2 separate regions of the Homo sapiens genome follow, and region 2 is linked to region 1. Evidence: read pairs that join two places in POLR2A ChIA-PET (ENCODE). Cell type or tissue: GM12878. All regions are shown on one strand.

Region 1 (8,000 bases):
TATCATAAGAAAAACACATTTACCTATATTTTGTTAACAACGGATCAACCATCATTTCCCTGACCAGCATTCCATCAGTAAGAAACTAAAAAATAAAAACACAAAGCTTTAGAAATAATTCACTTACACTACATATTAATGGTATTTTTTAAGTTCAAGTGCAACCTCTTTGCCAGCATGTGTACAAGTAAATTCCCACAAAGGACTGTGAGAAAATGCCCCCATATTTTCGTTATCAAGCAATGTAATTGTTCACAAAAGGCTTTAAACACAGGGTCCTCAGCTGGAGTTGCAAATCTTTGAGCAGAATTTCACTTGCCTTTATTATGGGAACATCAGCTATGCCCCATTTCCTCTGGGCTTGCACCACCAGTACTATCGATAAAGAGGCAGTGAAGACTAACTGGTATCTGCCCAAAGAAACACCCTAAGTGTAAGATAATTGCTCTTCAAATGTCCCAAAGACTATAGATTGCAGTTCTTGAGGTTATTAACTTAAACTTCAATTAATATTATTTTACAGACTCTAGATAGGATCATGGTTAAGCACATGGGCTATGGTGTCAGACTGCTGGGAGTTCAGATCCTGGCTCTACCTCTTACTAAGCTGTGTGAACCTTGGACAAGTTACTCATCTTCTCTGTCCCTGATTGCTCATTTGTAAAATGAGGTAATCAAAGTATTTACCTCACCAAGTTAATGTGAAAAATAAATAAGATAGTATAGTAGTTCCTCGGTATCCTTGTGGGGTTGGTTCTAGAAACCCCCCCAACCCACACCAAAATCTGCAGATGCTCAAGTCCATTATATAAGATGGCATAGTATTTGCATGTAACCTATGCATACCCTCCCATATATTTTAAATCATCTCTAGATTATTTAGAATGACTAAAACAATGTAAATGTTATGTAAATAGTTGTTATACTGTATTTTTTTAAATTTACATTATTTTTTATTTTTATTTTGTAATATTAGCAATTCAAGGTTGGTTGAATCCACAGATGCAGAACCCGCAGGATGCAGAGGACTGACTGTACATGTAAAGCGTTTAGCATAGGACCTAGGACAGAGTAGTGTTTAAGAAAAGTCAGCTAATATTATTTCAGATTAATGAATCTTTATAAAATGCTTCAGACACATACAGTAACAGCCTTCTTAACGTACTGAATTTGTTTTCAGGTTAAACCATCTCCCTTGCATGCTGTATCTTAGGTGTTTTTTACTTTTTTTGTTTTAAGAGCAGGATGCATTGCCATCATATTTTTCTTGGACCTGGTACTAGCTGCCACATACATACGTAGTGAGAACTTCCACCAATGACAAATCACCAGTCGAGAACTGAGCACCTTGAAATTGTGACCAAATGGAATACAAAAGGTTTTTATGGACGGCTCAAAGGTTTTCATGGTTATGCAAACCACTGAAAATTAGCTAGTTCAAATATATTTGATGGTACAGAAAAATATTCCCTTCACCTAGCAAAATGAATATAACAAAATATGGCAATCTGGAAAATAAGGTCTACATTTTTACAAATCACTACATTGGTCATTCAGCTCATCTGATTTTCAATTTTCCTCTGTTGCAAATTAAGAGGTAACTGAGATTCTAATAATCAATTTTCATTTCATCAGATTATTTTCATTCACTGTTTTATTGCACTGTCTGATTAGACTTTGATTCTAGCACGGTGGTAGGTAGTACACACCCTGTTGAGTTGATTATACACTGATTACTATTGATACTAATTATTTTAACATTAGCAACAAGGCCAAAGAACACACATGTAAAATCCATTTTCATATGAAAATGGAAAAGTACTAATTAGTGAAACAACATTCATGAATTCTACACTTCATCAACTTATACTACTCTATTTTTAAGCCTTTTACAGGCTTGTTTCTATATTTCGATTGCTATTTGAGTCAGTGAAAATACAATAAAATACACATAAGAAAAGACAGCTTTGAGTCTTGGTCCTATCACTGATTGGCATATAATATCAGGCAAGTCATTCAACCTTCCAAGCCCTTAACCTCTTCATCTTTGGAATCAAGGACTAAACCTGACTTCCAAGCTCCTTTCTGGGATAAGATTGCAGGACTCTTTGAAAGAGCCCTGTGTCGGCCGGGCACAGTGGCTCACGCCTGTAATCCCAGCACTTTGGGAGGCTGAGGCAGGTGGATCACGAGTCAGGAGATTGAGACCATCCTGGCTAACACAGTGAAACCCCGTCTCTACTAAAAATACAAAAAAAAAAAAAAAAAAAAAACTTAGCCGGGTGTGGTGACGGTCGCCTGTAGTCCCAGCTACTCGGGAGGCTGAGGAAGGAGAATGGCGTGAACCCAGGAGGCGGAGCTTGCAGCAAGCAGAGATCGTGCCACCGCACTCCAGCCTGGGTGACAGAGAGAGACTCTGTCTCAAAAAAAAAAAAAAAAAAGAAAAAAGGAAGAGCTCTCTGTCTCCTAGCTGACTAAAGTCTCTGAATGTCAGGATACTTTTCTTCACTTTCTGCCATGGTATCAATGTCCTGTACAGCAGCAAGGACTACATGTTTTTAATTCTCCCAAAATAACCTTCTTCCTTATTTCCACTAGGAAAAGCAGCTTGAGCACTTTACCTTAATTCTCGTGGCCAGCTGGTCGGTGCAGTCATCAAAGCGGATGCAGTAGCCCACCTCGTGGCCCAGCACTGCACCCCTTTCTTCAGCTACTCTCCCTGCAACCTTTGGGAAGAAAGATCATGCTGAAAATAGAGACATAGAAATTACTGCACAGCGCACATACTATGGAAAATCTAAAGGTCATTTATATTTTAAATAGTATGTGAACACAATGAAAAATGAAAAGAGACAAGTTATTAGAGAACAAGCATAATAACTTTTGCAATTTTTATTATTATTATTATTGAGACAGAGTCTCACTCTGTCACCCAGGCTGGAGGGCAGTGGCACAATCTCGGCTCACTGCAACCTCCACCTCCCAAGTTCAAGCAATCCTCCTGCCTCAACCTCCTAAGTAGCTGGGATTACAGGCAAGCGCCACCAGGCCCAGCTAATTTTTGTATTTTTAGTGGAGATGGGGTTTCGCCATGTTGGCCAGGCTGGTCTTAAACTCCTGACCTCAAGCAATTTGCCCGCCTCAGCCTCTCAAAGTACAGGGATTACAGGCGTGAGCCACCACACCCAGCCAATTATTAACTTATGTATCTCACTTCATTCTATAATGGTCTTGGGGCAACTTATAAGAACATACACAATGAAAAACAAAATCACATAAAAATGTTACGGATCAAGATCCAAAAAATTACAGAAAAAATTTCAAAAGATCAAAGCCAATGAGAAAATGTTAAACATAGATATGCCAAAATTATTCAAGTTGAGCCACAAATTCAGCTCTAAATTTGGTGGCCAAAGCAAAAAGGAAAGTAAAAGAAATGACAAGATTCACCCTGTTCCTAAACAAAGGGCACACTAACCAGGGACAACTTTTCATCTCCACGCTCGAAAAGAAAACCCATCCCCCGGGACCATGAAGGCAGAACAGGAATTACCATATTCAAAGCTGGGCCAGTTTCATTTTCTCATCGAAGGCAAAAAGCTAAGTTTCAAGAATGAGATACCTGAAACAGTTCACAACTGTGTCCCAGCTGCCAAAGCCACTGAGAGGGGAAATACAGACAAACTCAGGTTTAAAACAAAGGGGGCAGATGAGTGGATGAGAAGATCAATAAAAAATCCAAGGTAGCATAATAAAGTGAAAGACAAAATATGTAATACATTATGAAGACCATAAACTATAGACAAAATTTCATCCATCAAAACATAACAAATAAAAAATGAATGCAGGAAAGAGAAAAATGAATCCAACAGCAAGATCTCTGCATTCCCCCAAGAAGGCTATTCAAAAGTTAACTTATTAATAGAAAATATTTAAAAGAATGAACAAGCATAAAAGTGGAAGAGCAATAATGAATATCATTTAGTTTAATTTAAAAGAAAATAGGACCGGACGCGGTGGTTCACACCTACAATCCCAGCACTTTGGGAGGCAAATCACCTGAGGTCAGGAGTTCAAGACCAGCCTGGCCGACATGGTGAAACCCCATCTCTACTAAAAATACAAAAAGTTAGTTGGGCATGGTGGCATGCGCCTGTAATCCCAGCTACTCGCAGGAGGCTGAGGCAGGAGAATCACTTGAACCCGGGGAGGTGGAGGTTGCAATGAGCCGAGGTCACACCACTACACTCCAGCCTCGGTGACAAAGAGACTGTGTCAAAAAACAAAAAAAGAAAGAAAAGAAAGTTTAGTATTCACCACCACATAAACTACCTAAATGAAAAGAACCAAAGGGAAGCAATATTAATAGAGATTTCCCAGGGCCCAGCACACCAATCCCCACAGAAGGAAGGAGTTCAGTCTCCCTCTTTCACAGGTGAGACAACCTCCCCAGCACCCACGCAGTTCCCAAGTCCTGACTTTAGAACATGGCTGGCACATGTGGTGTCCTGAGACAGAGCTTACTGCTCCAGCCTTTCCACCCCAGCAGCCCCAGGCTCAGGAGGGCAGAGGCTCCCTGCCCTCAGCTTCTGAGCTAGGCACACCCAGGCGTTTCCTGCCCATCAGTGTTTAAGACACTGAAGAGCAGATGAGGATCAGAAGCAGCTCTGCCTGGTGACTTGAAATTATAGAATGGGGAGGCCAAAACCAAATCAATCATCTGGCAGCTGGTCTATATCATGTAGGCTTTCAAAACGTCTTATGAAACCAGAAAGTTATCCTACATTGCTCTGCCTCTGGTGGTTGTATTTCCCAATGACCAGCATTTCACCAGGACAGATTTGTTATTGTTACTGTTCCAATTTCAACCCTACATGTCGTTATATTATAAATCTCAGAATATGGTACAGGTAGAGAATGTGTGCATAGAGATACTAGGAACTTATGGAGAAAATAGGCTTATAAGAATGAGCATACATAAATATATATACACCTACGATGTACCCACAAAAATTTTAAATTTAAAAAAATGAGCATAAATTAACAAATCTCTGTAAAAATATAATCATTTTATGGGTCTATAAGGTAAAAGCCAAACCTGTTTATTCTTACTCCTTCACTATTTGAATACATTTGCTATAAAAAGTATGTATTTTTATTTTCAAACTCTATTTTTAAATTTTTATTATTTATAATCACACAAGGTTATATTCTCTTGGCTTTTTAATAGATTTTTATCTCTATCACTTTAGTTCTGCTCCCAATAACCTCATCAACTAGACTGGACAAATACTATCTTTTTGACAGACCAAAAGGAAAGGGAGGTAAAAGACCAAAAAAAAAAAAAAAATCACTGAGCACCTACTACTGGCAAGTGCTGTGCTCTAAGCTTTCACAAATTTGTATCTCATTAAATAGACACACAGCCCATGAGGTAGACGAGACACTGTTGTATTTACAAATGAGGAAACTGAAATAAGACAGGTGTTAGAGCTTATTCTGAATCACAGGTCAGGGAGGACCTACCTGGTCTTGAAGTCAAACCCAGACCACATGAGTTCAACAAGCATACTCACTACTAATTGCCTCTCACAGAGATCAAGCAACAGCTTATGCAATCTGTTTTTAGGCTCTGAGATTGTTTGCAGATTTTAGTCTGCACATAAAGTACTTTCTGAGATGTAGCATTTCAAACTTGACAGCTCTATTAATATATTACATGCTCTTTGCTCTTTCAAGAGAAAGCTGTGGTTTCATGGAAGTTATCCATGGCTACAAATTTGGAACTAAGATGCAAACTGATTAAGAGCTGGGATTCCAAACCACAAACAGGAAAAATTGTTCTAATTTTAGGTAACTGAGTCATCTTTTAGTGACAAAAAAGATTAACTCCAGCAGCATTTGCAACTTGGTTTCCAAACTGTTAGCCCCATTTTCATACAAAAACACAACACACACACACACATAACTTCTAAAACTGTATAACTTCTTAATTGAACACCATTAGAAAATGAACTTTGGGCAAAACAACGACACAATAATTAAAACTCAGTACAGAACAAAAATAACTTGGGGAAATAGAATTAATTGTTTGTCCAGGTAAAGGCCACAAACTAAAGGCCCTACTTCCTTTTCTTTAAGCCTTTTTTTTTTTTTTTTTTTTTGGAGATAGGGTAAAGGTTGGAGTACAATGACACGATCATAACTCACCGCAACCTTAACTCCTGGGCTCAAGAGATCCTTCTGGCTCAGCCTCCGAAGTAGCTGGGACCACAGGCAGGTGCCAGCATGCCCAGCTAATTTTTTTAAAAATTGTTTTGTAGAGACAGGGTCTTGCTATGTTGCCCAGGCTGTTCTCAAACTCCTAGGCTCAAGCAATCCTCTTGCCTCGGCCTCCCAATGTGCTGGGAATACAGGCATTAGCCACCACACCCAATCTCTCAGAGCTAATTTAAAAACAACAAAAGAATTCAAACATACTATCAACAAAAAACTTATGGTGGCTCAGACTTCTACACAGTGATCCTCAACGCCAAAAGGCAGTGAGCAAAGTCTGCAGTTTGCAGGGACAGTGTGAATCAAGAATTTTATATCAACAAAAACCACAACTGAACATTCTCAAGCATATTAAAAAAAAAAAAAAGCTGAATGATAAAATTCAGCCAATACAAGAAATAAAAGCAAAACAAGCAATTCAAGGTTAGCAAAACCATAGAAAATAACTAATGATGAGTAATGAATCCATTCAAGCTAGAATTAAGGTTAAACACCTGTGAGAATTATGATTAAGAACATGTATATTATAAATCTTGAAATGAAAATGACAGGACTGTATCTACAACAAATGGAGAAAGGGAAGGTGGAAAGAAGAATACATGTGCTAATTTCCTCTTCTTTCATAACAGGAAACTATAAGGCGTAATTTGAAATATAGGTAACATCTTGAATTTTTTTGTACTCTTTTTTCTTACTTTTCAAGCTTTAATAAATTATCTTGCGGTGAACATTTATCCAAAGTACAGTCGCTACTCCTATTTCACTAAAGTTTCCTATTTTGTTAAATTCAATAAAAAATAAATATTAAATATGATCTCATTTTTATAAAATTATTTCTATCCAGCCAGTCAACCATTCATCTTCATCTTTAGGAGAAGCTTGGAATGATGTTCACAAATGTTCACATTGTTTATGTTGGATGGTGAAATTTGGGGTTTTAAAAATATATTGTTTTTTTATTTCCTCAGCACTTTATTGTTTAAAACGTTCATAATGTGCAGGATCAATTTAACAAAAATATTCAAATCATAATTCTTTTAAAACAGAAGACCTGGCCAGGCACAGTGGCTCATGCCTGTAATCCCAGCATTTTGGGAGGCTGAGGCAGGCAGATCACAAGATCAGGAGTTTGAGAACAGCCTGGCCAACATGGTGAAACCCCGTCTCTACTAAAAATATAAAAAAATTAGCCAGGCGTAGTGGCACATGCCTGTAATCCCAGCTACTCGGGAGGCTGAGGCAGGAGAATTGCTTGAACCCAGGAGGCGGAGGTTGCAGTGAGTTGAGATAGCTCCATTGCACCCCAGCCTGGGCAACAGAGTGAGACTCTGTCTGAGGAAAAAAATAAAAATAAAAAAAACATAAAAACTGAAGACCTAAACTCTTAAGGAGCAACTTCTATTCATTTAAAGCCTTTAGGAAATGTAAACAAATCACAAATGTAGACAACACAGATAGAATCTTTCCAACACAAAAAGAAACTCACTGTAACAGCAGCCACTCTTCGAGGCTGGGTCACTCCTACCACTCTTCCTTCAGCTGTCCAGCCGGCTTCTGCAAGGTACTACAAACAAAATCACATCTAAGTATACATATGATACCACTTTTGCAGAGCAATCTCCCCCAAGATGCTCCCGTATTGTGTTAAAATCACTAAGAAAGGAAAAAGTACAGTTCTTGTCCCAGCAGAACTTTGGGAATTATTTTACAGATGGAGGATCTGA
Region 2 (8,000 bases), 140 kb after region 1:
TGGATACACACAGCTGATACAACCTCTCTGGTAGTCAAATGAGTGGTTTATATCGAGACCTCAAAGCCAATGAACATCTAGGAATCTACCTAGTAAATAATCAAAGCTATGGCCAAATACTTTTTATTTTTATTTTATTTATTTAGTTTTTTGGAGACAGGGTCTCACTCTGTTACCTGGGCTGGAGTGCAGTGGCACAATCACAGCTTACAACCTTGACCTCCTGGGCTCAAAAGTTCCTCCCACCTCCACCCCGCAAGTTGCTAAGACCACAGGTACACGTCACCACACCTGGATAATTTTTTAAATTTCGTGTAGATATGGGGTCTCACTATGTTGCCTAGGCTGGTCTTGGACTCCTGGGCTCAAGTGATCTTCCCGCCTTGGCCTCTCAAAGTGCTAGGATTTACAGGCATGAGCCACAGCGCCCGGCCAACCAAATACTTTTATACATTGATATTCACCACGGCATAATTTATAGTAGCAAAAATTGGGAATGGCCTCAAAATGCAATAATAAGGGAGTAGCTGCATAAATTATGGAACATCCATGATAGGATATATGAGGTCATCATTAGAAATCTCTTTTTCCAAAGAGTATATAAAGATAAGACAAAATATTCAACCCCTCAACAGCATTTGACTGAGCTGACAGTCCTTTCTTCCAGGCTTCTGAGATGCCACACTATTCCTGGTTTTCTTTCTACCTTCTGAGTAGATGATTCTGGTCTCCTTTGTTCTCTTCTTCTTGGGTCAACATGCAGCTATTGAGGTGTCCCAGAGCTTTCTCTAGTGATCCCTTCTCTGCGATCCCTTCTCTGCTCCAACTACCCTTGCTTCCTAGATGACCTCCTACAGTCCTGCATTTTTGAAAATACTGCACTTGTATCATGCTGATGACTTCCCAAGTATTATAACCATCCCTGATATCTCCCCTGAGCTCCAGACTCACATATTCATCTGCCTCTTCAAGATCTCCATGTGGATGTTAAAAGGACATGTCAACTTGGACAGTCCTATAGAACTCAATTCTCTCCAAATCCCCTCCTCCCTCCTACTCCGATCTTCCCAGTCTCAAAATGTGGCACTGTCATCCACCTAGATGTTCAAGCCAAAAACCCAAAAGCCATCACTGAGTCCCTCCTCTGTCACTTGACACAGAAGCCCTGTGGGCTCCACCTCCTGATTTCTGCATCGCCCAGTGACCACCATAGGCTCTCACCTACGCTACTGTGAGGGCTTCTCATGAGCCTCCCTGCTCCCCTCACAGCCCTGCGAAAATAGATTGCTACAGTCAATTCTGCACTCAGCAACCAGGAAAATCCATCCCGAATTCAAAATCTGTATCTCATCACATGATTCCCCTTTCAAAACCACCAGTGGCTTTTCATCGAAATCAAATGTACAGTTCCTACTCTAGTCTTCTACGGTCAGTATGCTCTCCCTCAACCACCTCCTCCCCCTACTCTTCCACCTCCCATCTTTCTCCTGTCTTCAAACACGCCAACCCTGTTCCCATCACACATCCTTTGTACATTTCCTCCAGACTCCTCCACATTCAGGTCTGAGCCCAAATCACCTCCTCAGACAGGCTCTCCCTGATACCACAGCTCTAGCAGATGACTAATTTTGCTGAATTCACAAGTGAATGTTAGGGTTAAAGTTGTTTTTACTTTTACATTTTTATTTATTTGTTTATTTATTTTTTAGGGACAGAGTCTTCCTCTGTCACTTAGGCTGGAGTATAGTGGCACCATCACAGCTCATTGCAGTCTTGAACTCCTGAGCTCAAGCCATCCTCCCACCTCAGCCTCCCAATGCTCTAGGATTACAGGCATGAGCCACCACATTTGGCCCTAAAAGTTGTTTTTTAAATGTACACAAACTCACTCCTTGTTTGTGTGTAGATCCGAAGGGCTGAAGACAGCTGGGCTCACTCTCTGCCCCATCTGTCCCTCTAGATCTTCCCCTCTCCGTGCCTGAGGAAGCCAGTTGACTTGCACTACATCAAAGGCTTCCTTGCATTCTGCTTTCTGGTTAGGTTTGTCACCGAAAGCACCAGAATGGCAGGGGCATGGAGTGGCAGCCACTGCTCCTTTAGGTAGCCCTCTCCATACGGTGCCTTCCTTAGGTTCCAGTAGGTTCATTTCCTTGTCTCCTTCAGGCCCAGGGGGTGGGGTGGGGTGGGTAAGATCTCCCAACTTTTGCTATCCCAGGGTATTGTCCCATTCCTTGTTGACCCCCATAAACCAGTGGTTCTCAAAGTGGTCTCTAGACTCTTTCAGGGTATTAAAACATCAAAATAATTTTCACAGTAACACTAAGAAATTACTTGCATTTTCCACTGTGTTGACATTTGCACTGATGGTGTAAAAGCAATGGTGGGTAAAACTACTGTTGTTTTAACAGAATTAACTTAGTGGCACCAAGCTGTACTAGCAATCACCATCTTCATTGTTTTGTATGTGCAATCAAAAGAAAAAAATCAATACCAGTTTCCCTTAAAAATGTCCTTGATAAAGCAATAAAATGTATTAATTTTATGAAACCTTAATCCTTGAGTACATGTCCTTTTAATATTCCATGTGACAAAATGGGAAGTTCAAAAAAAGAATAATCATTGTCTCCAACTGCATTACTTGAGCCATTTTTTAAGCTGTGTGCTAAGCTAGTCTCTTCTCTCATGGAGCACTAGTTTTACTTAAAGGATGTCTAGCAAACAATGGTTATTCAGACTTGAGTATTTAACAGGCAGTGTTTTTTTTCCTAAAAAGGGCAAATGGATCTTCTCACAACTGACAGCATTTGTTACCAATGATAGAATTTGAACTTTTAAGCAAAAATCCAAATTTTAGAAAACTTTTATAGCTACCACGAACTTACAGTTTCCCAGTACCTGAATAATTGTATGGCAAGATTGTTATTGAAACTATACATTTTCTTATATTGTATAAAGCAATGTGTCAACATTTGGAAGATCTGTGTAACTCAGTGAACCAATATTTTCTAACAGATCCAATATATTACATTAAAAAAAAGTACACATGGGTAAAAGAACCATTCAAAATGCCAGACAGACCAATGGATTTTGATGTAAATTGATATGGCTTCAGATTCAGCACTGCAACTAACCTTTAAGAAACTACTACTTGTTGAGTTTAGATGTAGTATCAAAGAATATCCACAATATCTGAAAAAGCAATTAAAATATTTCCTCCCTTTTCCAACTACATAAGATTTTCTTTATTTACTTCAACCAAAATAACATATCACAACAGATTGAAGGCAGAAGCAGATAAGATACTCCAACTGTCTTCCATTAAGCCAGATCTTAAAAAGATTTGCAAAAATATAAAACAAGGCTACTCTCCTCATTGCTTTTTTTTTTGTTTTGAAAAATATAATTTTTCATAAAAATATTTATGTTAACATGTGGTGGTTTTAAAACATGTCCACAAATTCTCTCTTCAAAAGATGAAGCTTAATTCCCCACCCCTTGAGTGTGGGCTGGACCTAGTGAGTCATTTCTCATGAATAGAAGATGGTAGAAGTGATGGTACATGATTTCCAACACAAGGTCATAAAGGCATTGCGGATTCCTCTATCTCTTGGATCACTCACTCTGAAAAAAGCCACCTGCCATGCTGAGAGAACACTCGAGCTGTCCTATAGAGAGGGCCACATGGCAGGGAACTGAGGCCTCCTGCCAAGAGCCATGCCAGTGAGCCATCTTGGAAGTGGATTCTCCAGCCCCAGGTAAATCCTGAAGTGACTGCAACCTTATGAGATATCCTGAACGAGAACCACCCAGCTGAGCTGCTCTGGATCCCTGAGCCACAGAAATTGTGTGAGGCAGTATATGTTTATTGTTTTAAGCTGCTAAATTTTGAGTTCATCTGCTACGCAGAAGCAGATAGCCAACAGATAATGTGTTTATCATTCTGACTTAATGAATGAATAAATATTTAATGCCTCCGTTTAAATTTCGAATACAGTAAATATGGGTAGATAGAACCCAGCTAAACCAAAGCTTTTAGGAGTTCTCAGGTTTTAAGAATATAAAGGGCCTCTGAGACCAAAAAGTTTGAGGACCACTTCCCTAAACCCTTTACAAACTGCCCCTTTATCAAACTTTCCACAAATCACCCCATATAAAATCACCATTTGTTTCCTCCCAGGACGCTGCCTGACACAACAATACCAAAATATTATCAATGGTTGTTGCTGTTCAGGGGGAATATGGGTGATTTTATCTTCTTCTTAATGCTTCTTTTTTTCTGTACTTCTAAAAGTTTCTGTAACAATAACAGGGTTTTTTTTTTTTTAATAATTAGAAGAAAAGAAACTTCCCTTTTTAAAAGGACCAAAAGTGAAAGTCTGAGCTAGTTCCTGTAGATGAGCTGCTGGTTTAAGATGGTGGTGGCAAGGCCCAGGTGTCCAGCACTGTGCCTGGGGGTGGGGGAGGGGGTTGCAGGTGGCAGGGATGACTGAGCACCCCACCCACCTGACCCCAGTCAGAACAGCTCCTTCCTTTGTTTTACATATTGGGTTTCTGCATAATATCTCATTTAAAGAAAAGTTTCCACTGCTTAAAAAAGAGTTTGAAAACTTTTACAGTGAGAAAAATCATTAAATTTAATAAGAGTTAAATTTAGAGTACAGAAGAATCACTCAAACATTTTTTGAATGAGAATTTCCATAAAGAAAACCCTACACATTCTGAGAGAAAAACAGAAGTCTCTAACAACTTAACATACATTCAATGGTTTCAAGGGAGGCTGGGCTATTGTGGCCCTAGAAAGAAGTTATATCTGGGGCTAAAGAGTTTATCTTGGGGGCCCCAAATCAAAGGGCCCAAGATGCCAGCAGAAACACCAGGATGCCTAAGGCCAAAACAAACACAGATCAGTACAGCAACTGAGGGTTCTCTAGTTTTCTAGTGAAAACAAAAGCAGGAAGTACAGGACTGCCTGGTGGTTAAATACATGGGCTTCGGAGAAACTGATCTGGGTTTGAATCCTGGGATTGAGTCTGACACTTAAAACCTGTGAGACCTTGGCAGGTGACTTAGTCTCTCTGAGCTTCAAATTTCTCATCTGTAAAATGGGGGATGAGAATTCACACAGTGAAGCCATTTTCCAAGACAGTACAGCAGTTTCTTAAAAAGTTAAACATAATTTACCATATGACCCAACAATTCTATTCCTAGGTAATGACCCAAGAGAAATGAAAACATATATCCACACAAAGACTTGTACCCAAATTTGCCTTCCAGCATTCTTCATCCTACCCCAAAATAGAAATAATCCAAACGTTCACCTACTGGTGAATGGATAAACAAAATGCGGAATATCTATACAATGGAATACTACAGGGCAATGAAAAGGAATGAAGCCCTGATATATGATGTCACACCAAGGATGAACCTTGAAAGCAGTATTCTGAATGAAAGAAGCCAATCACAAAGATCATATACTGTATGATTCCATGTAAATAATATGTCCAGAAAAGGCAAATCTATACAGACAGAAAGTAGATTATAGTTGCCTGGGTCTGGGAACCAGGAGTCACTGCAAATGGGCATGAGGCTTCTTTTTGGGATGATGAAAAGGCTTTCTGTTTGTTTTTGAGATGGGGTCTTGCTCTGTCACCCAGGCTAGAGTGCAGTGGTTCAATCATGGCTCACTGCAGATTTAACCTCCCGGATTCAAGCGATCCTCCTGCCTAAGCCTTCCAAGTAGCTGGGACCACAGGCAAGTGCCACCACGGCTGGCTTTTTTTTTTTTTTTTTTTTTTTTTTTTCAGTACAGACAGGCTCTCCAGGCTGGTCTAGAACTCCTGGGCTTAAGCGATCCTCTACCTTGGCCTCCCAAAGTGCTGGGATAACAAGTGTTAGCCACACCACTCAGCGATGGCAATGTTTTACAACTGGATTGTGGCTGATGGATGCACAATTCTGTAAATTTACTGAAAATCATTGAATAGTACACTTAAAGTGGGCAAATTTTATAATATGTAAACTGAACCCCAAGCTATTTTTTAAAAATGGGGTTTGACTCTCTAACCTCAGAGAGTTGCTGTGAAGATTAACCGAGATAACATATGTAAGGCAAGCTGCCTGGTACAAAGCACCTGATAAATAATAACAATGATGACAATCAGAATATGCTGTAATAATAGATTACGTAAATGTAGAATAGTGTAGAATAACAACAATTTATACCACTTACGTAGCTCTGACCATACCACTTCAACATTTATCAACTTAATTTAACCCCCCAACAACGTTATGAAGCGGGTACATCATCATCCTCATTTTTACCGATGGGGAGATGGAGGCACTGAGAAGTAAAGTAACTTTCCCAAGGATGCACAGCTAGTAAACGGTAGAGCTAGGATTTGAATCCTGGAGGACAAACTGCAGGGTCTGTGCTCCTAGCCATGACACTACACTGTCTCTCAGTAAACATCAGCTACGTATTGAGTTGCTACTTTAACCAGGGCCGGGAAAAGGCTCACAGATGGCTCCCCAGAGATCACGCTGGACTCAAAGCTGAGGGTTACAGGAGTTAGTCACAGGAAGAGTGTCCCAGACAGAGGGAATTGCATATACAAAGGTGTGGAGGTAAGATAACGCAGGGAATATGGGAGGATCTTGGTGGAGCTGGCGTCGCCTGGGGCAGAGGGTGATGGCAGTGAGAGCAGTGAGCATGGGGCTCAGGCAGGTCCAAGGGCAAGGACACTAGTCTAAAGGCAATATGGGACCAGAGGATGAAACTCAGTGAGTTCCTAGCCTGCCTTTCTCTGGAAACAACTCACATTCCCCAGGCAGGTGGGGGAGGTTGACTCAGAGGCTGCTGTGAGCTCAGGGGAGTGGGGGAGCTGCCACCCCACGCTCCCACGCCACTGTGAGCTAACACCCCGGCAGCCTCCCAAACACCAGCTCCACCAGCAAGAAGCAGCCGTTCCCAGCCTGCTGAAAGCAGCAGGCTCTGTAGTGCTGCCAGGAAGCTGAGCATAGCCCAGTGAGGTCAAGGGCTGACTGATGGCAGCCTCACACCCCTCATCCAAACCCAGGCAACTGTGGACCCTAAAACCAACCCACGAGCCTGCCACAGAGCACAGTATTCTGGCCCCTTCCCCTCACTTGGCTGCCCCATAGAGACAGGGGGACCAGCCCATGGGGTCTAGCACTTTTCTCATTCAAATTTAATACCTTCAGATCCATCTCTTTCATTTCATCACATCTGTCCTCGATAAACATTTGCACATGGAAATAAAACATTCACTGTGGCAAAAGCGAAGCTACTGGAAAAATCTGCATCAATAAGGAGCTAGTTAGAAAATTCTGGTAATCCATACTATGGAATACTACACAGCAGATAAAAATAATGGCACAGATCTGTACTGTACATGTTCTGGCATGAAAACGTCTCCAAGATATACCGTTGGATGGGAAAAAAAAAAAGAAAATTGCAGAATAATGTATCCAGGATACCATCACTTATGTAAAAACTTTTTAAAAAAGAAACCTGGCTCTATATTTCTCTTAAGTCCACAAGTGCATATGCAAATGAAAAAAATACCTGGAAAAGAAACATCAAACTAACAACAGTAGTGATGGATGGACAAAAAGAAGCAAAGGAGGGGAGGAAGGAGAGAGGGAGGAAGGGAGGGACAGAAAGGACTTTTTACTTTGTACACTTCTACGTTGATTGATTTTTACAAGAAGAATGTATCTGTGCATATTTAGGTTCTGAAAAACATTAAAGTCTGTAAAAAACAAAACAAAATAAAGTGCGTTATCACCGTGCTGGTACAGGTCTCAGGGTAACCTTTCAAAGAACTGTCACATCCAGGACCTTGTCTAAGTCTTGCCATACCCTCTTGAGGGCAAGCTTTCAAAACCTGATTTTACAGATTAAAAAACTGAACGCGGTGGCTCACACCTGTAATCCCAGCACTTTTGGAGGCCAAGGTGGGCGGATCACTTTGAGGTCA

Evidence for each region. ChIA-PET counts read pairs that join two places held together with the same protein. Peaks named below come from ENCODE experiments on the same cell type or tissue, not always from the same donor. Only the 100,000 strongest peaks of a DNase experiment are listed, where the experiment ranks them.
Region 2: POLR2A ChIA-PET joins it to region 1 with 11 read pairs; 2 of 35 experiments call an interaction of 5 or more read pairs at or near these places.

What each region holds. Positions count from the first base shown.
Region 1 is chr20:38,983,539-38,991,538 of GRCh38, reverse strand. DHX35 (DEAH-box helicase 35) reads right to left here. Exons shown (of 22, transcript NM_021931.4): 4 at 7,763-7,840; 5 at 2,622-2,726; 6 at 24-85. Among named protein-coding and RNA genes, the nearest start is that of DHX35, 25 kb to the right of the region's middle. RefSeq lists an enhancer at 3,408-3,527. In GM12878, no CTCF peak of the experiment used is centred here; DNase peaks (open chromatin) are centred at 3,558, 4,709 and 5,548; H3K4me3 peaks cover 1,380 bases; H3K27ac peaks cover 3,334 bases.
Region 2 is chr20:38,839,155-38,847,154 of GRCh38, reverse strand. All of the region lies in intron 2 of PPP1R16B (protein phosphatase 1 regulatory subunit 16B), which reads right to left. Among named protein-coding and RNA genes, the nearest start is that of PPP1R16B, 37 kb to the right of the region's middle. RefSeq lists an enhancer at 4,283-4,392. In GM12878, no CTCF peak of the experiment used is centred here; a DNase peak (open chromatin) is centred at 4,454; H3K4me3 peaks cover 1,690 bases; H3K27ac peaks cover 5,178 bases.